3 separate regions of the Mus musculus genome follow, and all the other regions are linked to region 2. The links are chromatin loops, found by intact Hi-C in ENCODE. Cell type or tissue: heart. All regions are shown on one strand. Each heading gives the region's core, and the rest is flanking DNA. Links, peaks and the distances in the headings are about the cores only.

What was found. Hi-C counts contacts between places; a loop is a spot of excess contacts. Peaks named below come from ENCODE experiments on the same cell type or tissue, not always from the same donor. Only the 100,000 strongest peaks of a DNase experiment are listed, where the experiment ranks them.
Region 1: it touches region 2 in a loop (4-fold over the local background); 4 of 42 quality-filtered maps call a loop at or near these places.
Region 3: it touches region 2 in a loop (4-fold over the local background); 2 of 42 quality-filtered maps call a loop at or near these places.

Annotation. Positions count from the first base shown.
Region 1 is chr14:61,169,730-61,177,896 of GRCm38, reverse strand. Sacs (sacsin) reads right to left here. Exons shown (of 10, transcript NM_015788.2): 3 at 4,449-4,599. Among named protein-coding and RNA genes, the nearest start is that of Sacs, 35 kb to the right of the region's middle. In heart, for the core only: a CTCF peak has its summit at 4,408; DNase peaks (open chromatin) are centred at 5,056 and 6,116; H3K4me3 peaks cover 1,981 bases; H3K27ac peaks cover 1,395 bases.
Region 2 is chr14:60,248,072-60,256,238 of GRCm38, reverse strand. It overlaps Nupl1 (nucleoporin like 1), which reads left to right and starts at 4,760. Exons shown (of 15, transcript NM_170591.2): 1 at 4,760-5,076. The coding sequence starts at 4,970. It overlaps Gm38641 (a long non-coding RNA gene), which reads right to left and starts at 4,765. Exons shown (of 3, transcript XR_874661.1): 1 at 4,686-4,765. In heart, for the core only: a CTCF peak has its summit at 4,062 (motif pointing right); a DNase peak (open chromatin) is centred at 4,728; H3K4me3 peaks cover 2,283 bases; H3K27ac peaks cover 2,345 bases.
Region 3 is chr14:60,780,123-60,788,289 of GRCm38, reverse strand. It overlaps Mipep (mitochondrial intermediate peptidase), which reads right to left and starts at 3,724. Exons shown (of 19, transcript NM_027436.3): 1 at 3,420-3,724; 2 at 822-995; 3 at 48-136. The coding sequence starts at 3,602. It overlaps Mipepos (a long non-coding RNA gene), which reads left to right and starts at 3,741. Exons shown (of 3, transcript XR_001781278.2): 1 at 3,741-3,817; 2 at 3,929-4,276. C1qtnf9 (C1q and tumor necrosis factor related protein 9) reads right to left here. Exons shown (of 4, transcript NM_183175.4): 4 at 7,421-8,167. In heart, for the core only: a CTCF peak has its summit at 3,770 (motif pointing left); a DNase peak (open chromatin) is centred at 3,689; H3K4me3 peaks cover 1,755 bases; H3K27ac peaks cover 910 bases.

The DNA of each region.
Region 1 (8,167 bases), core at 2,425-6,424, 920 kb before region 2:
GGTGAGCTCACAGCTTTCTAAACCTCTAGCACCCTCATCTTTATTTCACACTTCAACCAATAGTGTCACCACCTACAGGCACCTCAGAGGACCATCTCTCCAACCAATAGTGTCACCACCTACAGGCACCTCAGAGGACCATCTCTCCAACCAATAGTGTCACCACCTACAGGCACCTCAGGGGACCATCTCTCCAACCAATAGTGTCACCACCTACAGGCACCTCAGGGGACCATCTCTCCAACCAATAGTGTCACCACCTACAGGCACCTCAGGGGACCATCTCTCCAACCAATAGTGTCACCACCTACAGGCACCTCAGGGGACCAACTCTCCAACCAATAGTGTCACCACCTACAGGCACCTCAGGGGACCATCTCTCCCCAGAGCGCCTCTGCAGCTACTTCTAGCCCAAGTGCATACCCTCCAGTCTCTCCAGCCTAACCTGCGTTTCTCCACTCCCAGCATCAGCTGCTCCGCGGCTCCCGGGCTTTAATAACCAGCTCCCACTTGGTCTCCTTACTTTCTGTATGTCCTTGGTTATACAGCAGGGTCACATCATACACCTGCCGGCCCTGAGAACTATCCTGTGAAAACTAGTGCATGCCTTACACGAGTGCTCAAAGAAACGTAGGTGGGAATACTGACTGCCACTAACAAAACAACAACAATGACAACAACAAGCAAAACAAAAGCCAACTTAGAAATAAACCAAATGTTGTGATATATTTGCATGGCAAAATATCACACAACAATGAATACTGACCAGCCAAGCTATATACACTTTAGATGGATACTAATAAAGAAATATTGGGTGAAAAAAAGCTCCCCAGCTTATTACCTAAAGAAAGATAAGCTCCTTATAACAGGCATAACCAACAAAAGTAAATGGAACATTGTCTGGGTTATATACTTAGGTTACACATACGTATTAAATGCAAACAAGAAGATATCCATTACGTCATCATGGGTGATCATTCCACTGGTCAATTAACCATCTAATTACAAAGGAAGTAATACATAAACCAGGGCTCATTAGTCCAATTTGGGATCACTAAGGTGTGCTGGGAGAAAAAAATGGCAGAAAATACAAAAGAAGGAAACCTATGACGTTTTCAGGTTTTAAAGAGAATCAACTACAAGAAACTAATACCTAAAATAAGTGTATTAACTGAGGTCAAACACTTAACAATCTGGTAGACTATAATCTCTGTTGCTATCTATCACAGGGCAGTGAGATGCCTAAAAAGCAAGCTGGCTGTAAGACATCCTCAGCAGCACTAGCTCTTATGGAGTGTGCCAAGATTTGGGGGTTTGTATAGGCTCTCTTCCCTTCTCTTCTGGATACTGCAACCAAGGAAAGAAAATGCACCTATTCCCCCCAGATGCAATGTACCTTCTATTCAAAGTGCCCGTCTCAATGTTTTGAAAACGAGTATCAAATCATTAGAAGCTTCGTCTCGCCAGCCAGCCTCATTCTCCCTTACAAACCTCGGAGATAGGCATTTCAATTACTACCAAACAGTGACTCTATTAAACAGTATGATAATATAACTGTTCAGCAGATCACCCAACACCTCTTTTTTTTTTTAAAAAATATCAATGACACAGGGAGATGCTCAAGAGTCAAAATCTGGGGGGTCGGGGAGGGACATGACACACTTGTGATGAATTAAAAGAGAAAAGCTAAATCTCCATCTACTATCTATTATCATCTGCCTCTCACACTAAACTATTCAGAATTTAATAATGTCAATCTAGAAAGTCCTAAGCAGCAGGGACTGAGAGGTAAAGAGGGGAAAGTCCGCCTGAGAAGAGAATGCCGACACCCTGTTTCTTCAGAGCATTAAATGAGGTGGTAGGTGAAGAGGCCACAGAGCACAGCGGCTGAAGCTCAGCAGGGTGTGGAGATCATAGAACAGGGCCCAGGAGCTCAGTGATGCTCTTCCCACACACTCCCCAGATACAGAAAGGGAGAACTGCTAAGCATCAGCCACGACCTATCTCTAGCCCTGACCTCTCTTTCTGAATCCATCTGCAGTTGTGAGCTGACTTTCAGTCCTTACAGTCACAGACCTTAGCAGTGACCAGACTTTCAAATGGGAAAGCAATTCTGACACATGAATTTGGCCCCAGTTACATGTACATGGTGGTGGCAAGCAGGATCTGGGTCACCCACTTCTCCGTTATATGCATTTTCCTAATTCCTTCTGTGTCTCACCATCAGCTGAACCACATCTAAAAGCAAACTGACTGCCACACTTGTTCCAGAATGAGCTGCCTCTGTCATCTGCTAAGAAACCCTTGCTCTCCTGGTCTGGTTCCAGGCTTGCAAACATGCCTATAAAGCCTTCTGCCTTAGTTTACTTCCTCGCTCCTTCCTTTAGGTCCATGTGGCACCAACTGCCACAATTCTGTCCTTTACAAAGTGCCCTGTATATCCCTTCATTTGCTTATTTGTAGTTTGTGGTGTTGGTGTTGGTGCTGTTGTTGTTGGTGGTGGTGGTGTGTGTGTGTGTGGTATGTGTGGTGTGTGTGTGGTGTGTGGTATGTGTGTGCATGCATGGTGTGTATGTATGGTATGTTTGTAGTATGTGTGGTATGTGTTTGTATGTATATGTGTGTGTTGTGTCTGATATGTGTGTGTGGTGTGTGTATGTGTGTGTGGTGTGTGTATGTGTGTGGTGTCTGTGCATGTGTGGTGTGTATGTATGGTATGTGTGTAGTGTGTGTGGATTGTGTATATGTATATGTGTGTTGTATCTGATATGCGTGCATATGTGTGGTGTGTGCATGGTATGTGTATGTGTATATCTGGTGTGTGTATGTGTGTGGTTATGTGTGTGTGTTATGTATGTATGTATATGTGTGGTGTATGTGTGTATTGTGTCTGATATGTGTGTGTGGTTGTGTGGTTGTGTGTGTGTGTGGTGTGCATACTGTGTTATGGGTATATGATGAGGGCACACCTGTGAAGGTCAGAGAACAAGTCTTAGAGAAGGCTTTCTCCTTCCACTGTCACGTGGGCTCCAGCATTAAGTTCAATTGCCAGGCTGGCACAGCACTGAGCCTTCTCACGTCCCCATGCTTTCAATTTCACCTTCACAGCCATAGTCTCATGACCTCAGACCAGATCAGTGATGGGCCTGGATCTCTTTCACCTCCCAACCACCCAATCCAAACAATATGACCACTTCAACCACCCCAAATCTGAGTCCTGCACAGGCACCTGTAAGAAACTATTCCAGTGTCAAGAGCTACAACTGAGTCATGTTACCATATGCATTTAGGGAACACGACAACAAAGTAGACCCAGGAGTAAAGTGGGAATAGACACAGAAGAGCAAACCCATAAAGGCGGGTAAGAATGAAGGTGTCACAGACAAAGAAAGCAATAACAGTGTGTTCCTCTGCAGGTCTGCCTCAACTCCTGGGGCAAGCCAATGTCTTCGAGTCAGCAAACACCCCTGGGGAATATGATAAGAAATGACCCGTCTGTAGAGGTGCCTGAGAGCAGGTCACCAGAGATCTGTCTAATGTGCAGGAAACCAGAAAAGCTACCCAGTGGATAAAAAGCCAGGACCACCCTGGAGGGCTCTGAATTAAGCAGTATGGAAACCCAACTAGAAACGCCATCCATGACACTCAAGTAACTCCTGTGATTTTATTTGACTTTTTAAGGCCTGGAAACGATGATGTTTATCACATAAGAAAGGAAAGATACTAAAATTAGAGAACAGGATCATTCCCAATAAAGCTTAAGCTTCCCTTTCAAGAAAACTGTAGCGTCTGCCCCATCATTTAAGAATACAATTGAACATGTAAAAATGTTCTCATTTTCCTAAGTATTGGTAGACTAAGCCGTTCATTAGCACTTCAGAAGTTTCAGGTTTTCTCCTCAAAATAACATTTTGGGGATTAAGTTATGTCTGAAGACCCTTTTCAGTTGTAAATTTCTGTGATTCAAAGAAATTAGTGTAGAGAATTTGCTTAGCACATGCAAAGCCATAGGTCTCAGTCCCAGGACCACAAAGAGAGTGGGAAGGGCTCCAGAATTGGCTATTTTAAAAACACCATTCTTGTTAAACTTAGAAACTGAAAAATATAAATGATGGTCCCGTTCTATCAATGGTGATGTCTGTGAATTTTAAAAACTCCCTGGTTCACAATGCCCATCAAAATACGTGTCTTCGTTTTAGGCAGTTAAGATTCACAAATGTGGAAATTGTAAGTGCAAAAGAAAAAAAAAGTCAAAAAACAAAACAAAACAAAAACAAACCAAAACCTACAACCCACAACCACGCTCCAGCCATTCTGCTCCAACTCTTTACAAAGCTCTATTGACTCATCTGAGCATCAGTCTTCCGTGACAGACAGGAGCCGGTGAATTTCCTGCCGCCAGTAGGCGACTGCGCCCATCTAAGAAGGCAGGCCTGGCGCTGACCTACCTCCCTGTCTCCGCGCCACAGTCGCTGCTCCGCCACCGGAAAGCTGGTCTCAGCGAAGATGCGCTCCTTGAGGTCCCGCCCGGTAGCGGTCGCCGGCACCGCCACGGTCCTGCAGCCCACGCAGCCGCGGAGCACGGTCACGCGGACCCACCTGCGACAGGCAAAGGGACGGACGGTCAGCTGGGTTCGCGCGCGGCCGGGCGGCACCACCCTCCCGCCCGGGGTCTCGTCACCTGTCCCCCATGGCGGGCTCCCCAGGCCTCCTCCTCACGCCCAGCCCTGCCGCTCCGAGAGGTCCGCCACTGGCCCTGAGGCGGGGATCCTCATGGCAGAGGCCTGTACCGCCGCAGCGCTCTGCCGCAGCCCGCAGAAGGGCAGAGGAAGGCGCCGCTGCGGAGGAGGAGCGAGCCCTAGCGCGCCGCGCGCTCGGGGCTGCAAAGGGCCATGTAGGCGTCGCCCGCAGGCATGCGCAGCCCTGGGACCGTTATCTGCGGAGCAGCCCTTCCGCGTAGCCACGCCTTCTTAGACGCGCCCTAAGGGCCGCTACTGTTCTTGGAGGAGCCTCAGGCCCCGCCTCGGCTCCGCCCCTCTCGTGGATGGCAAAGGACGGACCCGCCCCCTTCTTAGGCCACGCCTTCCTCTGACACACCCCGCACACTGCGGTTGTTCTGAGGAGACTCACGTCCCGCCTCGACCCCGCCCCGTTCCCCCGTGCAGCTAAGGACCGCCCTGCGCCGGTCTCCAAGCCACGCCCCTCCCAGGAGCGCCCTTCGATTGCAAGGATGCTTGGGACCGGCTTTTGCCACCCCTTCTCTCCCAGTCTATTCACTAAGGAGCAGCTCCAGTGGCTCTCTCCAGGCCACACCTCTCCCGAGCCCTCCACTCAGAAGTGACTGCTGAAGAGCAGCCTGGCCCTAACCTAACCCAACTATACTAAGCAGCCGCACAACCCCACATGCTACACCCAGGTACCTCCTTCCACTTAACTTCTCACAGATCCTGATGAAAATAGAAAAACCAAACCCCTCATCTATTACAGCCACGCAAAAGCTACTTGGTGTAATAGTAAACGCCTGATTGTTATTTGAAATATTCTCATGTACTAAAAACTCCATTTTAGAGTTAACCCTTTTAAAATGATATTAATTACCACTTCTCTTGGCTCCCTTCCATATAGTCAGGATTCATCATTAGGAGTAAAAACTACCCCGAGAGCTCCTTAGAAGACCATAATGTTAGTCAAGCTTTCCTTTCGCTGTTGGAACGGGTCAGTTTCATCAATTAGAGAAAAATACTGAAACTCAGTATAACGATCCTGCCTAGAAACCCCGATAGACAAATACTTGATTTTTAAATTAGATAAGCCTATACAAGTGAATGCATTGGGATATCAACAAATAGGAAAAAATATTGATTTTGTCTATCAAGTGAGATTCCCCCCATTCCAAGCCCCTCCCAAACACCATGCCTAGCACCTGTAATGTGACATGTACCACCCAGACCCCAAGACAAATCTTCAGGTTAAATGTCTTCAGAGTTCAGAATGCATCCCTCTTCCTCTGTCTTCCTATAAGATCTTTCTCTGGGCACCAAGCAGGATGTTGTAACAATAGAACCTAGGCATGGAGTGGAAGCCCTGACAGGAAGGACTGACCTCAGCCATCAGGCATGCCACAAGAGAAGCAGAGTCAGCCCACAAGGAGGCTGATCAGAGGCAGCTTTGAACCTCTAGAGCAGAATGCCTTTGGGATACATCACACAATGTCATTACTCATGGGAAATGCAGATCAGAACTCAGGAGAGATGCCAGAGCTAGTGGCATCCTAGGCCGAGGAGTCACTAGCTTCTTCAGATAATAGTCATAAAATCTACTGAAGCTACTGTATCCCAACTGGATACACCCCTGAATGACAAGGACACCCAAAGAGTGAGACAACGTATCCTAAGCAACTGTTTGGGTAGGCCTGGTTGCAATTTTACCAGCTAGAGTTCTGGACATGTACTTGCTGGTGGTTGCACAATATCATGACTGTGATGCCATGGAACTGCACGATTCAAAAGGACTCTGAAGGTAAATCTTATCCTATGTGTACCACCGTATTAAAATATGTTCTCCATTTTGTTTGCTGAGACAAAGCACAAGGCGGTTCTGAAGTGTCAGGATTTTTCTGCCTCTGCCTCCTTAAGTGCTAGGATAGGCTACATGGTCATGTATTCAGCTGTTTTTCCCCTTTCTTGTTCAATATTTTTAGGTAGCACAGAAACTCTAAAGAAGTTGATAAGAACAGCTGTCAAGGTTTGGAGCCAGAGACATGAAAGGCAGGCAGCAGGGCAGTGACCACATGTCATATCACAATGATACATTTCCTGTTACATATTGACTGGCAGGCAGCAATAAGATTCAAAAGACTGCAAAGGTAAACTTGAACAGCTAGCAGATGACTAGGACAAAGTAGCAAAATAGCAACAGGATAGTCATTAGTCTATCAGTGTGTGTGTTGGGGGGGGGGGAGTTGGTCTACTTTTTGTATGCACAAGGGACTTATTATTTTTGTTTGTTTGTTTGAGACAGAGTCTCACCATGTATCCCTGGCTGGCCTAGAATTCACTACATAAACCTAGATGGCTTTGAATTCATAGAGACCCCTTTGCCTCTTCCCCCTGAGTACTGGCATTAAAGGTATGTGCCACCACACCTTGCAAAGATAAATGGCATGACTATTTTGACAGAAGCCATCAATAAATAGATGAGTCCAGAGAACTAGGAATCCGGGGCTGGGAAGATGGGTCAGTGGGTAAAATGCTTGCCATGTATTCGAGAATCTGAATTAAGATTCCCCACCCTTGCATATAAAAAGCTGAGCCTGGTGTCTGTAATTGGGAAGGAGTGGAACTAGACAGATCTCTGAGGTTACCGGCCAGCCAGTCTAGCCAATAAGTGGTCTCCATGTTCAGTGCAGAGACCTTTTCTCAAAATATATGAAGAAATAAAGGATGAAAACAAGCCACATAAGCTTGCAGCCTCTACACTCACCTATGCACACACATGGACATGGGCAATGCATATTCTACTGAGGGGCACTCCATCTTTAGTGAAGATCTTTATGAATCTGAAGGGAAAAGTGATTTTCACAAGTTGAAAATCGCGCAGCTTGGAAACAATAAAGGCAGGCCTGGCTCCACCCTGCAAGCTCCTCCCAGGCAGGAGAGATGGCACTAGTGGGGATCATGGAAATATGCATTGTAACAAGCAATAAAAGTAAATAAAGCTGCTGATTTTATGCTTACATTACAAAGAAGGGAGAGAAACAATAAGCAAGTAGATGAGGGATAGACGATCCCTCCCTGTAAAGTCAGGTAGCAGGACACACCATTTAAAGGCCATCCACAATGAAGGAAGTGTTCCACCCTCAGAGCAAATGTTAATTAGAGGCTTGAAGAAAATGAAGTGGAGCTTACATAGCTCCATGCATTGAAGAAAGGGACCCGGAGTCAACATATATGACATCTGCTTTCACATTCACATTGTAAGAAACAGGAAGAAGAGATGAGAAAGGAAGAAAGGAAGAAAGAGAAAGAAAGAAAGAAAGAAAGAAAGAAAGAAAGAAAGAAAGAAAGAAAGAAAGAAAGAAAGAAAGGATAAAGTGAGGGGATATGAGGAAGTACAGAAGGAGGGAGAAGGAGGAGGAGGAAGGAAAGATAAAGGAAGAGGAAGGGAA
Region 2 (8,167 bases), core at 1,737-5,736:
TTTTGGAACAATTCTCCATCTCCTCTGGATTTTGTGATTGAGGTGCATTCATTCCGTATTAGTGTAGGCACTCATTGAAACTAGCTCTGTGTAGGCTGGAGAGGTGGTGACTTAGCAGTTAAAAAAACTTGCTGTACAAAAGAACAAGAAGCAGAATTCAGATTCCAGCATCTACATCAAAGACAGATGTGGTCCTGTGCATACTGGTAAGCCTAGAGCTAAGAGCAGAATGACGACAGGATTGCCTAGGGTTTGCTAACTACCAGCTTCAAGTTCAGTGAGAAATCTTGCCTCAAAAGAATCAGCTAAGAGTGATAAAAGAGATCAAATGATGCCTGCCTCTGGCCTCTGTGCATGCAACACCGACACACACACACACACACACACACACACATACACACACACACCACATACACCTCATATACATAAATTCTTCTCTCTCTCTCTCTCTCTCTCTCTCTCTCTCTCTCTCTCTCTCGTGTGTGTGTGTGTGTGTGTGTGTGTGTATGATCCTATAGAGGGATATTCCTTAATAAAATAACATATTATTACATGAACAAAATGCTACCTACGACACAGCAAGTTCAATGTGACCAGCAAATAGTTTGTAATTGTTGCAAATAGAGCCATGTGTGATTTATTTATTTATTTATTTATTTTTAGTTCCTCTGACACTATTTAGAAGCATTTTCTTTCCATGGGATGTCTGGTAAAATTTGGAGCCAATACAACTGACAACTAGTAGGTCTAGGCCAGCCGCAATGTGCCAGAAAACCCACAGAAAAAAATCCTCCTGCCCTAGATGGCAGGGGTGAAAAGGTCGAGAAGCCCTGCTCCATGTTGTCCAAGACTTGTGAACGAAGCAGTTTCACATTTGTAATTAGAAAGTGGTACTTTTAGGATTGGTAAGATGACTCATGAGTCAACCCAAGTTCAATCCTTAGAACCTCTACAGATGTCCTGTGGCACAGTTGTACACACACACACACACACACACACACACACACACACACACACACACACACACACACAGCTCTGAAAAGATGAGAATACAGAAAGGCAAATTACACTGTATAATACACCTCAAGACTCTGACAGTAAAACTTTTTATGTCATTTTGCTTTAAACTATTGTCTTGTCTGTTCATTGCTTGTTTCTTGACAGTTAACATTTTCTCTTTTCCAAATTTTCTGACAGTAATACTGATATTAGCTAATGTCTACTATGATTATCAGGTGACAGGAAGGACACTGAGTATCTTATCAGTGTTATGGGGAAAGTACTGTTACTTCTCTCATTTCAAAGATGACAAAAATGAAATAGGATGAAGTTGTCTGATATTACAGAGTGGATAATGTTAAGAGTCATGGCATTAAGCCAGACAGTCTGACTCCAGAGTCTGCATTCTTATTAACCATTCTATATTGACTTGCTTTTCAAAATCCATATTGAAGTTCCATTTACTGTAATATGAGAAGCTTGAAAATCACTCTGCTTAAAAGAAAACCTCAAGTAATAGAAAATATAAGATCAATTCTATGAAGAATTAAATAGCTGGCAAGACAGTGAGATCTTATAGCTAGAAATATGGTGGAATGTATGCATCTACAGAGGTGAGCAAGATACTGATATTGATGCTGCAGGAAGACCATGCCATGCCAATCAGATGAGTTTACTATCTGTTTTGATACCCTCTTAGATGCCCAACTAAAAGTCCAAGTGCAGGGTTCACTTTAGGTGAGAATCCAATGGAAGCCCCAACTACATAACACCCTAGACAGAAACTCCTCCAATCCAGTGCCCCCAGAGAAGGATCCACCTTGACAATGAGAACAGAAAGAGCAGAGCTTGTGTTGGAAACATTAAAACCATGAAAATGCCACTAGGCAGATTTATATTCTGGATTCATTTGAATTATCTAATCCAAGAACATTCAAGAGGTAAATGGTGTTTAATTGGGCCGGGGCTAGTGGTGCCTCAAGACTTTAAAGTAGCAAGCACCAAGTCCTTGCTGGTGCAATATGCCTCTGTAATGAACCTCAAATAATTCTGATAATCTTCCAAGGAAAATTAAATTAAGGGCTGGAGAGATGGCTCAGCAGTTAAGAGCACTGACTACTCTTCTAGAGGTCCTGAGTTCAATTCCCAGCAACCATATGGTGGTTTACAACCATCTGAAATAGGGTCCGATACCCTCTTCTGGTGTGTCTGAAGACAGCTACAGTGTACTCACATACATAAAATAAAAATAAATGTTAAAAAAAGAAAGAAAATTAAATTCAAATCAGTAAAGAAGCACATAAGGAACTGTTTTTGAAGTGGTGGGAGGAATAAGAGATTGTATATTCATCAGGCTTAGCTTACTAAAAACATTATGCAGATCAGTATAAGGACATAGAAGACAATAGAAACATTAGCAATGTCATGGCAAAGAGTGCTTAGATGATCCTTTGGAGGAGGCTTGGTTGCTTACACTAGACTAGGTTTTGTGTGACCTTTTCCTGGGGAGATATGAACAAACACCTACTCACTCCAGATAGGGAGTGACAAAGGACACATCCCACCGATATCTCGTTTGGGCAACCAACAAATTCACCGGGCTTACTTACAGGAGTGGGTTAGGAGTACAAAACAGCTGCATATGAAATCTTATCTCAGCATGGAGGGGGCTTCTCCAGAAGTGTATAGATGGAGTCCCCTCTTCAGTTAACTTTCCACACTCTGTAAATTGTAGCACCTCTCAACACCACATGCTGCTGGGGCAGAATTACATACAATTGGGAAGCATTAACAGAGGCAAGGGACTTTTTAAGTCTAGTCTTAAACTTTATGTATCCACTAGCATGCAATATATTATAATACCATTGATCAAAAATTCCAGGTTTTTTGTCTCTGTGGGATATGGGTCAACTATCACTGTTGTATAGCTAAACTTTGCCATAAATCATACATGAATATATGATAATTTGAATGTATCTTCTGAAGCTTTCTTTCTTTCTTTCTTTCTTTCTTTTTTTTTTTGCACAAGCTTTTATTAGAGTCAGGTTGAGATTTTTCAGTAATTTTTGAATTTTAAAGTCACAGATTTACAGAATTACTGAAAGTATTCCATATGCCCACAGTTTTTCTGGTCATAGACATATATTAGTCTCTACTATATTTTAAAATAATCATCCTTTCTCACTGACCTTATGAGTCCTCAGAGCCAGACATGTAGCTCTTGCTAATTTTATGTTGGTATTTTCAAGTTTTGGAGCCTTTCAATAAAAATCTGGGTTCCTCTTAGGTTTTTTGTTTTTGTTTTTTTTTTTCCAGTTAAAAGGAAAGTTTACTGGGACATTCATGCCACTACTGCACCAATAAAGATATCTTGCCAGGTTACTCCTTATTGTAGTTTGCATGGCTCATGGCTGACATGACATCATGTGCCAAACACACCTTTTGACGTCATCTAACTTTTGTGACCTGCCAAAGGGAAATGGCGAGGAACAGAGTTTTCATCACTATGAGTATTTGGGGGAGAGGACAGGGCTCTACAATGAATCTGGAGGGTGTTCCGGTTCAGCCAACTGCAGGTAGCAATGCTCAAGGTCAACACAAAACAAGTGCTGAATTGTGGGGGAGCTGTGAGAAAAGAAGTGCCAAGGATTTGTCATATAAAGGGCACTGAGGGCCAGACTCAGAGACCGTTGGGCTTTTGTTCGAATCACTACCATGGGGAGGATTGTGCTTTAGCATAAATCTGAGGGGTCTGATGATGGGATCAATTTCATCGAACAAAACTTGGCAGCTGGTCAACGCACTTGCAGGAATAGTATGCCAATTCCTGCCAGAGAATTAAAGAACCATGATATGATGGCAGTGTCCCCAGACCACCGCTAAGAAGCATTTCTTGGTGCCCACGTTGCTCCGGGTGCCCGTACATTCTAATTTACATCCCTCTGGGTTTTTTTTTTTTTTCAGATTTATTTATTTTATGTATGAGTGCACTGTAGCTGTCTTCAGACACACCAGAAGAGGACATCAGATCCCTTTACAGATGGTTGTGAGCCACCATGTGGTTGCTAGGAAATTGAACTCAGGATCTCTGGAAGAGCAGTCGGTGCTGAGCCAGCTCTCCAGCCAGATCGCTCATCCCTGTCCTTACACTTTCCAATTCGCAGTTCCTCTCGTAAATACCCCAAGTTATGGGAAAGCCACATAGCCAGGAAGCAGTCTTCAGGGAAGGTCCCCAAGAACGGCACCCATCCCATTCACCGTCCACTAGGATTTGGGGCACAGTGTCCTGACCTCAGACTCGGAGGCAGAGGAGCCTGGCAGTGTCACGCCGCCCCGCTGAACCCTCCGTGCAGGAAGCACAAGCGTGCAGTACCATGGGGTGCTGACCGGAAGCGTGTGCGACTTAAAACCCGTACATTTCTGGACCCTCAAAAGGTAGACACCCTCTTTTTTTCTCGGGTGCAGCGACACCCAAATGAAACTCAGACGTCCCCTTGGAGGAATGTGAGGTGACGACCAAGGTCTTCTCCAACTCTAGAACTCTACGCATGGCTTTTGACAGGAGGCCGGACCGAAGCCGCACTCCAGGGCCTTCATTCAGGAAGTAAAGCACGAAATCCCGCGAGACTCTCCGGGCACTTCAGGGGCTTAGCGCTTTAAGCGAGTAGGCGGGGCGCCCACCTTACCTCATCCGCCCGGCCTCACACGAGTACCGCTTCCACTCCGATCCCAGGGTTCCCTGCGCGGCGGGCGCGCTTCTAGTGCGTTCGGCGCGCGGGCGGTGTCGCGCATGCGTTCGCCTGTGGCTCCGCCCACTCCGCCCTCGCCTTGCCGCACCGCCGCTTGGGGTTGTTTCCCACCCGGTACCCGCTGGGCACCAGCTATGTGGCACGTCCCTCTTCGGCAGTGAAGGGACAGAAGCGTCCTAGGCCTCTCCACCCTAGCTGACGCCTTCGCGCCAAGGGCCGCCATGGCCACGGGGTTCTCCTTCGGGTCTGGGACCCTCGGCTCCACCACTGTGGCCCCCGGCGGGACCGGAGCGGGCAGCGGCTTCTCCTTCGGGACCGTCGCGTCTAGGTAATGGTGCCGCCTAGCAGGGGACCCTGGTGCTTCCCCGCGGAGGTCTGCACATCGAGGCCTGCCTTCAGGCTGCTAGGCTTCCCTACGAGCCGCGCAGTGGGCTGTGGACCCCTGCCGCCGAGGCTCTGCAGTCCCCGGTCGCGCCGCGACGACGCGGAGTGGGCCCGACTGCGGGAAGCGGCCTGGAGTCGCGGCTACGCCTACGCGACCCCTCGGGTTCAGGGATAGAATGAGTGTTGAATGAATGACAGCTTGTTGCTGGCTTTTAGGAACAGAAAAATAGGTAGGATGTAAGTTAAAAAAAATATCCCCGGGTGGTTTAGATTTCGGTTTTGAACGTTACGATGCATTGGATTTATGATTTTTTGTTTGTTTCAAGCCTTTGTGCCACAGGACCCCCTTCTGTCTTTTTAACATTTTTATGGCATGTATTGTATCATAGTTATTTTGTGCCCTATACAGATTAGCATAGCATCGCAAAGCATTTTGTGTTATAACCATCCACCACATGATCTTTTCCGTTCACTGCAAGCTTAAGTGGTATATTCTTCAGTTTGTGTAATAGATTCCGGTAGTGACAGATGAGTAGCTAGGGATTCCAAAAAGCTATTTCACTGAAAGCATTAATCACTCAGACTCGGCCTTTGGTAAAGAGTTGATCAAATGAGGAAATGTGTACTCGAAGGACAGGTATCTCCCGAGGCATAACAAGACCTATAGGCTTAATGTCTCAAAGAAAGCTCGCTCTCTCTCTCTCTCTCTCTCTCTCTCTCTCTCTCTTAACAGCCCCCGTTAGATACAGCAAATCCAAAATAACAGTACAATCAGACTGCCCCAGTTAAGTCCCATTTTTGCATATGCTTTCTTAATCTTCACTACCTATGTTGTCGAGACACAGGCGACGGTGTGCTCTGCTGTCTCTTTTAACTTTCACCTTGTTTTCTTGTGTCATCGATTAACTGGCTTTAGGTTTGTCGTTTTTAATGGTGTATCTTACTTAGTTCTTTTTTTTTTAAAGATTTTAATTATTTTTATTTAATGTGTGTGGGTGTTCTGCTTGCATCTGTGCATCATGGCTGTGCATTGCCCTTAAATACCAGAAGAGTCCGTCAGACACCCCCCCCCCCCAACCACCACCACTACCACACCACACCACACTGGAGTTAAGGCCCACTGTGAGCTACCAAGTTTTAAATTTAAAATGGAGGGATAGTTTGGGAAGTGGTGGTGCACGCCTTTAATCCCAACACTCTGGAAGCAGAGGCAGGCAGATTTCTGAGTTCCAAGCCAGCCTGGTCTACAAAGTGAGTTCCAGGACAGTCAGGGCTACACAGAGAAACCCTGTCTCGAAAAACAAAACAAGACAAAATATATAAATAGTATATATATTATATAAATATATATCATATATTTTATATATATAAAATGAAATAAAGTACTTTTAGTTTTAAGTCATGGGAGACTAACACAACAGAGTACTCCTGCCTTTACTCATCATTTGTAACTGCATTCTAGTTCTTTAAGAAGCTCCTTTGTCACTGTGACACTCTGCTTACTAGACATCGTCTGCTACTTGCCTTCCTATTGAAAGTATTCGTTTTAAGTGTTTAAATTGCAGCTTTCCCCTCTTGGGTTCCTAGGGTGTGCAGAAGACTGAATGACTCTTCTGGCTGACTGTGGGGTTGATAGTTCCTGGACCTAAGCAGCATGATATTCTGACCAGGACTGTGGTTGTCTTAATTTTAGCTAGCAATTGGTTGTTTTTTTAAATCGGAGCTATCTCTCCATCACCTTGCAGGTGGTTGGTGTGCTTGCCCATGCTCGCTTGAGTGCACGCGCTCTCTCGCTTGCTCTCTCTCTCATCTCTCTCTCTCTCTCTCTCTCTCTCTCTCTCTCTCTCTCGTGTGTGTGTGTGTGTGTGTGTGTGTGTGTGTGTGCGCGCGCGCCTGTGTATTTGGTAGACAAGCCTTCATCCCTGAGCCATGCCCAGCCTCTTTTTCAATGTTTTAAAACAAGTATTATGCTGCATTGAATGAAGGTCTTACAAGGTGGAAGTGCTGTCCTGTGGAACTGTACCCCATTGTTCCTTTCTACGTTTATTTCATGGCAGACTCAGAAGTCCAAGTTGACCTAGAACTCACTTGAAGCTTGGGTAGGCCTTGATTTGACAATCCCACTACTTAAGTAGCATATATTACAGACCTGTGCCACCAATTCTAGATGCCTTTTTCTTTTTTAATTTGAGACTGTCTCATTAAGTTGTCCAGGCAAACTTGAAATTTGTAATTTCCTGAATAACTGGGATTATAGGCATGCCACCGTACTTGTTGTGATTTTGGCTTTCAGAAGAAACAGAATTGGAAGTAATAAATACGTAACATGAGAAGTAAGAGTTCCCATTGTGTTTTATGTTCTATTAATTTTCCTATGTGATTTTTGAGGTATCAAATTCTTGAAACTTGTTGGTTATTTTTATAATCTTTCCCCCTATAGGTAGCAAACTTTGACCTCTAATGGTTGAGATGAACAGCTTTTTTTTTTTTTTTTGGTTGTTCGAGACAGGGTTTCTCTGTGTAGCCCTGGCTGTTCTGGAACTCACTTTGTAGACCAGGCTGGCCTCAAACTCAGAAATCCACCTGCCTCTGCTTCCCTAGTGCTGGGATTAAAGACGCCACAACTGCCCGGCTCCAGCTGTCCTTTATTTAGGTTTCCAGAAGCTATGTAAAGAGTTTCTTCTGTAAACATACAGTCTATTTTTTTTTTAAAAGATTTATTTATATTATATGTAAGTACACTGTAGCTGTCTTCAGAAACGCCAGAAGAGGGCGTCAGATCTCATTACAGATGGTTGTGAGCCACCATGTGGTTGCTGGGATTTGAACTCAGGACTTTTGGAAGAACAGTCAGTGCTCTTAACTGCTGAGCCATTCTCTAGCTCAACACACAGTCTTTACAGAGGACATGATACTTACTGTAGCAGTAAAGGAGCAGCAGTAACCTACCTAGAGTAACGTATGCATGTCTTTTTATGTGAGTCATTGTTGAACTATTGTAATTAGAAGTGTGGACTGTTCTCAAGTAGTTCAAA
Region 3 (8,167 bases), core at 1,640-5,639, 530 kb before region 2:
AGTGACAAGCGCTCTACACAAAGCCACCTGGAGTGGAAAGGACGTACTTTTCCACCATGGTGCCAATACTTCTGCAGGCCTCTTGCGCAGCCTCTCTGAATGCAGGGTCTGGGTGTCCAATTTTCACAAAGTCCGCCTAATGAAGGGGAAAGACAAAAACCAAAGGACTTTGATGGAACAGTGGAGTCTAAGACCAATCACTATTTTAGATTCTATGTGCCATTAATCACCTTTATTGATACAAGCAATCAAATTTGGGCCCATTTCTGGCAAGACGGCTCAGCAGGTAGGAGGTCTGGCTTGCAGGCCTGGTGACCTAAATTTCACCATCGATCCTACAAGGAGAGGCTCCTGAGAGTTCTCCCACGACCCCATGCCTGCACTCATACACACACATCATGGCATGCACTCTCTTGCACACACATACATGCATACACACACACACACCCCTATGGTTTGCATGCATCTACACACACATCCATGGCATTGACACTCCTGCACTCACACACATGGGATGCACACTCCTGCTCGATCTCTCTCGATCTCTCTCAATCTCTCTCTCTCTCTCACACACACACACACACACACACACACACACCCATGGCATGCATGTTCCTGCACCCTCACACACAGACACACACACAGAGACACACACACACACACACACACACACACGGCATGCATGTTCCTGCACCCTCACACACAGACACACACACACATACAGACACCACACATATACACACACACACACACACACACACACACACGGCATGCACGCTCCTGCACCCTTACACACCCTTGTTTTCCATTCTAAATCTCACCAAGTCAGCCACTCTGCACAGGCAATCCGAGAGTTCGTCAAAAATGAGGACTGTCTGTGGCCCTGGGGGTGTGGAACATGCTCGCTCTACCAGCCACTCCGTCTTCTTCAAGGCTTCCTCTTGGGCAACTTGGAATCCTTCAGGGGTGCTGAGCTCAGGAACTCCAAAAAGACCCTAAAAGTACAAAACAGCATGTCTAACCGATAGCCAGAAGCACAGTTTTGTCTGTCTGTTTCACTCCCTAGAACTACTTTTGTGCAAAGCCCTGATTTTGGCGACCACCCACATCTATGCTCATGGGAACAGTGTCACTATTTCTCTGTCATGCTACACAAAATAACCCTAAAATGTTTTGAAACTATATGTCTCCTTCAAGCTTTCCCTACTTTTCAAAAGTAAATGAATGGTGTGGGTTCAGCTGTCATCACCATGTCTCCGTGAGAAAAAGGCTGGGAAGACTAAATGAAGATTCAAAAGTTCAACAAAATTTCTAACAGTGCCCGGCACACAGACAGCACTTAACAGATGTTAATGACAGCTATAATTAGTTCACAACCTTGGTCACTTGATCATTCCTCCCGGGCTTCAGTTTTCTCATCAAGTATCTGAGGCTGGCAGTATACCTGTCAGCACAGAAACATACTAAAGCAGACAGTATGTATGAGTGCCTCACATACAGCGAGGTCTCCACACATAATACCAACCCACAATACCAATAACCCACAAGGAGACGTAACATACCAAACCCAGTCACTGGCTGAAACTAAGGAACTCCAGTATTTTAATAAAGAAAAATAAAATCACTAATCTAATGCGAATGACCATCTTTGAACAGCAGCTGGAGCACCAATCCTGGCGCCCTGAGAAAGCTGATGCTTAATATAACGCAGGCCAAAGTGTGCCATGTACTTTACACAGATTCTCTCAGCTAAATCACACAGTTCTAGAACCGGGAGTACATTCCCCTTTTACGGATATGGAAATACGCTTTAAAATTCTTTTTGTTTCCTGTGACTGAGTCTGGAACTTCAGATCTTCTCATCTATGCATCCCAAGTCCTAAAAGCCAGGCATATGGACATACAGGCACCTATACACACAAACAAACAAAAACATAATTAAAAACAACTTGGGAAGAAGGGCTGGAGAGATGGCCCAGTGGTTACTGCTCTTGCAGAGGACCGGGGTTCTATTCCCAGCATCTTATATGGTAGTTTACCACCTGTTTACAACTTCAGTTGCAGGGGATAGAACACCCTCTTTTCGCCTGCACGGACACTGCGCATGTGGTGAATTTACATATATTTGGGCAAAACACATAAAATAAAAAAATAAAAAAAGCTTGAAAGTCAAATGTTTGTGGCATGCAACTATAATCCCAGCAGTCCTCCTACATCAAGATAGAAACAAGAAAACAGCCCAGAAGCTCAAGAACCAAATAGGAGCAGGAACGATAACCTGAGTATTCAGTCCAATAGCAAAACCAAGAGAGACTCCACCTCCAAAAGGTTGAAGGTTACAGATCCGGAAAGGCTGTCCTCTGGCCTGCGCCTTCCAGACCTGCATGCATTCACACACACACACACACACACACACACACACACTAAACAATGGTTTAAAATACAGGTGAAATCAGTTCTATTTCATCCACCCAAAACCAAGCTTATCTTTCTGCTAAAAGGCACTTCCAACACCAACTCCACTAATACCAGCATCATCGACCTTTATGGGTTTTGGAGGAAAATTTATATAATAAGAAAGAACTTTCAAATAGACAAAGTTAAACACAGAGATATGCCATGAAGTACAATGAAGCTATATCCCAGACTTGTCTTTAGAAAGCTGCCCAACAGTGAAAAGATAAAAAAATAAAAAAACACTTTTAGAACCCACCTGGGGGTTCATATATCAGATGTTTATAATTCATAACAGTAGCACAATTAGTTGTGAAATAGCAACAAAATAATCTTATGGTTTGAGGTCACCGCATCGGGAGGAACTGTATTAAAGAGTCACAGCATTAGAAGGGTTGAAAAATCATTGTTTTAGGACAAAAATCTTTCCTCAGTCTTCCTGCCTTTTCCTCATTCATTATCAAGTGTCCAACACCACCAAGGGCAGAGTAGAAATAGCCAAGCAATTCTGATGACTTCGTAGGCTATGCAATAAACTACAAAGCACGACAGGAAATCTGATTTTTCTCAGTAGGGTTCTGTAGGTGCTTTCTGTTTTACCGCCGGTTCTTAAGCAACTCAGGCTAGTCTCAAAGTCAGTTCGGAGCCCAAAGGACTGTCTTTTGTACCCTCTTGCCTCTACCTATCAAGACTGTCTTACAAGAGCCACTATGCCTAGTTTAACAGGTTGTTTCAGAGCAGCCTGAAGTGGACAATTAAGGTGTGATGGAGTTTTCAAAGCAAGAGTGTCGTTACAAAGCCAAGGGCAAATGTGAACTCTGAAGCCAGAAGGAAAAGAATGGAGCTTGAGTAGAGGAAAGGCTGAGTTGCCGCTGGGTCAGCCGCTCCGGGGTGCGCTTATCCCGGCACAGTCCCTTTTCAGCCAGACGCGGAGCCCGCGCTGCCCAGACCCACGGCACGCTCACCCGGCGCTCCCCCAACAGGTTCCATAGGTGGCTCTGGGGCTTGACGTTGAAGGCGGCGCCCACCGGGGACCAGCTAGTACTGACGTCCCGGGCGCAGCTCCGGCCTGTGCGTCCCTGCAGAGCCGCCGCGGCTCCCCGGCCGCACAGCCGGCGGGCGTACCGTGCCCCGGCCGCCAGCAGCATCCTCCGGACCCCGGCTCTGCCAGGCTCGGGAAGCGCGCGCCCCGCGTTTCCAAGGCAGCAGCCCACGCCGCGGAACTCGCAGGGCAGACCCGGACTTGAGCACGCTAACAATCGTTAGGAAGAGCGTCGCCCTCCACGCCTTCTGAGCAGCTCCAGTTTCGTAGCGCCCTCGTGTGTCTGGAGGAAGAAACGTCCTGGATTTGAGTTTGACAGTGGTACTAGGGCACAGGGAGAAGGAAGTCGGGTCAGGCATTGGAACTTTTTACAGGTGCCAGGAATGAATGTGAGAACTCAAGATGCTTTCTTGATGCTTTCTTGATTCTCAGAGGAGACTCAATGGCGGCGCGTGAAAGGATCCAGAAGAAACCACAAGCAGTCGAAATCCAAGGCACCTGTCTTCTCCAAAAGTTGTTGAAGTCACTTCCATGTCTGCATGCCCACCAGCTATGGTTGTGTATAGCCATGTGAATTAACTATTGGAGAATTATCATCTATTTTGACTTTGGAAACTATTGATACGGTCTAAGGGTTTTGGAATGATATAGTCTAGGAGTCTTGGTCAGGTTTGTTGTTTCTGCCAGCCGAAGAATTAAAAGGCAGGAAAAATCTGAAGACCAGCATGGAGCAGCAGAGAAATCTTAAGCATCGTGGACAGAATTAGGAGTAGAAGGAAGGTGAGTGAGGTGTGTGTTTCCTGCAACAGGCACACAGAAAAAGACTCTCTGCAAAGGGGACTCAGAAAGCTGGAGAGAGAGAAAAAGAGGGAGAGAGAGAGAGAGAGACTCCTCTCAGGGGCTGGGTTTATTATTATTATTATTATTATTATTATTATTATTATTATTTTAAGCCTCTGCAGAGCCTTCTGCTCCTAATTTAGGGCTGGAGAGTTTGAAGAAATCTAGGGTGGTTGGTTGGCCCAGAACTGTTGTGTGACATGTCCTGACCCAGTCTTGACTTCATTGAGCAGGTCCATCAGCAATGGGGTCTGGTGGTGGGAGAGGAAAACGGTAGGTTGAGGAAGAAGCTGGGCATCTTGGAGATTCACCACCATCATCACCTAGCCATGGTCCCCCCCCCCCTTTCTCTCTGCCTGCCCACCAGGGAGTCGATCTAACTCCCAGTGTCTCATCACGATAGTCTAAAATCTAAATCAGTACAGACAGGACTAATGTGAAATGTCCTACTGCGAAAATGAAAGGAAGGCAGAGGCTGGGAGGGAGGGCATTGGGAAATTGTGGTCGAGTGCCCGGGAAAGTAGAAATGACAGTGCAGACTTGGGAAAGCTTGGGGAAGTCTTTCTACACCCCTAGCCTTCTCCAGAGGAAGGACAGCCACACCACCGTGGTTCAGGGTGTAGGGTCCTGCCGGAAGCAGAGCTTTCTTTTGAAGGTGCAGTCATCTCTCCTGCAGAAGGTGACGTGAGGGGTGGCAGTCATATCTGCTTTATAGACCTTGGTAGGGGAGAAATGAACATTTTGAAGGTTTTGTGTGTGTTTGACTGGTTTGCAGACAGGCTCTCACTCCGTGTTCCAGGCTGTAACTCACCATGTATCCCAGTCTGAGCTCAAACTGGCAGTCTTGCCTCAGCATCCTCCTGGGTGCTGGGATTCCAGGCAGGAGCCACCATGCCTAGAAGGAAGGGTTTCATTATGAGAAATTCGATTTTTCCTTGAGAGATTGTTCTGGGTAGAAGGGGGGGGGCAGTAGACAGAAAAGGGACTGTGGTATCCCAGCCTTTGGGAGGTGGGGTTGAGAGGACACAGAGAGAGAGGCGGGGGGGGGGGGGGGGGGGGAGGGAGGGAAAAAAAAAAAAAGGCGGGGGAGGGAAAAAGGCGGGGGAGGGAGGGAAAAAGGTGGGGGAGGGAGGGAGAGAGGCGGGGGAGGGAGGGAGAGAGGCGGGGGAGGGAGGGAGAGAGGCGGGGGAGGGAGGGAGAGAGGCGGGGGAGGGAGGGAGAGAGGCGGGGGAGGGAGGGAGAGAGGACACAGGAGTAGCTTAGAGTGGTGATAGCATGAGTTCCCCTCACAGTGGGGTGGATGGAAGCAGAGAGAGTTCAGTGCTGGTACTTAGTTTAGCACTTCCTGTGTTCCTTTCTCTCCAGTCTGGACCCCAGCCCCTGGAACAGTACCACTCTCTTTCAGGACAGGTCCATCTCTCTTTAACTGAACCTTTCTGGAAAAGCTCTCACAGTAATGACCAGAGGGGTGTCTCAAAGGCGCTTCTAATATTGGCCATGTTGACAGTGAAGATTAGCTAGCCATCACAGCCAGGGTTTGGAAACCACCTGTAAAAGCATGTTCATTCCAGTGAGCATCTGAGTTTCGGATACGTGTGGACAATTCACCATCACTGCCAGGTACCCAGGTGGGCCGGAAGAAAATCTGCCTGAAACACTCCCTAAGAGTCCCGCAGTGAGATCGCATAAGGAAGTACAGCGTTGTGGCAAGACTGACCATTTCAAATACTGGGGTTTTCCCTGCTGGGTTTCAGACTGGCTTGAAACTCCTGGGCCCTTTTTGCCTCTCCTGTCTCCCTTTAATGGGCATCTTATGTCTAACCTAACACTGTACTTTGAAAGCAAATAACTTGCCGGACTAAAGATTTCCATCTCGCTAGATTCTTCCCAGATGTCCCACACAACAGGTCCCTCTTGTTGCTGATTTAAATGACTTCAAGGATGATTTTTTTAGGCATAAATGATAATGCTGGAATTTTGTATGTTAGGGCAGGTCTGTTGACTGATAGGACATAGGAAGGACATCAACCTGGAGGCAAGTCTAGAGGACAGACTATTGTGGGTAGAATTGTGTCTCCCTATAAGACATTTTTAAAGTACCAAGCTCTGCTGGGCGGTGATGGCACACACCTTTAATCCCAGCACTCGGGAGGCAGAGGCAGGCAGATTTCTGAGTTTGAGGCCAGCCTGGTCTACAGAGTGAGTTCCAGGACAGCCAGGGCTATACAGAGAAACCCTGTCTCGAAAAAAAAAAAAAAAAAGTTAAGTAAAAGTACCAAGCTCTGATACCTGCAAATCAGACCTTATTTGGGGTAGTGTCTTTACAGATACAATCATATTGGGATGGATCTGAATCCAAAATGACTGGTGTACTCCTCATTAGAAGAGGAAAATTTGGGCATGTGCTGTTACAGAAGGAAACCAATGCAGAGCTACAGGCAGAGACACTGAAGTGACGCACTTCAAACCAAGGGACTCCAGGGGCTACTAGAAGCTGTGTCAAGGAAGAACCTTCCTTCAGGGACTTAGTCTCAGTCTTGCTGACATGGGGACCTTGCACTTCTGCTTCCAGAGCCATGACAGGATGCATTCTGACGTTTTAAGCCATCCACCTTGATTATGGAAGTCCGAGAAAGTTATTATAGATTCAGCCCAACTATTCATTGAACTGTGTAGCATAGACACACATGTTAGAAAATAAAGTATCTGAAGCCTCCTGGGGTGTCTCACTGACATCAGCTTAAAGCTGCTCATCATGAAATGGAATAAATATTTGTTCCTGGTGTTGAAAATGGAACTCACGCGTGCTCTACAAACGCCATGCCTGCTCAGCTGTAACCCCAGCTCATTGACCATTGCATTCCCTAACAGCAGACATAATACAGCCCTTAGAGCAAGACCGTGGCATCAGCACTCTTCCCACCACCCACGCATGCAAAGGATGTCCTGGGTAAGGGAAAGGTGATATGTGAAATACATCGTAACAAGCAGGCTGAGGACAGCTCCATGGCAGAGCTTCTTGCCTAGCACGCACAAACCCTGGGTTCCGTTTCCAGCATGAAAAATTAATCACAACAGACAGGATCACTGCTTATTCTTTTACTCTTTAACAAGTGACACACATGCAACTGTGGCAGTGCATTGTGATGAAAGTACCCCTTGCATTACTGGGGTGGTTTGAATGCGGAGAGAGAGGATGGTGCCCCCTAGGCTCATATGTTTGAATGTTCCAGTTAGTGAAACTGTTTGGGAAGGACTAGGCGTGGCCTTGTTAGAGGAGACATGTCACTGAGAGAGGCCCTTGAGGCTTCAAAAGCCCATGACAGATCTAGTCTCTCCTCTCTTCCTCCCCACCCCGTCTCCTTTCCTTTCCCCTCCCCCACCCCATTTAATGGTGTTTGTTTGTTGTTATCTGGGTGAATTGGGAACACTTGGACTCAGTGTAAGACTCTGTTAAAGATGTCTATGAAGCATCCCTCATCCCTTTCTCCGTGTGTTGTTTTTTTGTACTGCTCAATAAAAGAGAGAGCAAAACCCTTTGTTGGGGACAAGGACAGATTCACAAGACAGTCTTCAAGCAGATTCGGATTCAGACTCATACAGCAAACAGATGGGGGTGGTGCGGGGTGTAGTGGGGAACACAGGATTCACGAACTAGAGAATTCAAATCTGGACTCAGTCTTTGTTCAGTGACATGGAGGGGAAGCCTTCAGGGGACACTGATACATTGCTGGTGGCTCTTAGTGTTCATTCATGTGTTCAAATGACGGCATCTGTAGGACTAACTTCCCAGGTATACATTGTAGGATGGATGCGATAATCTGAGGAATG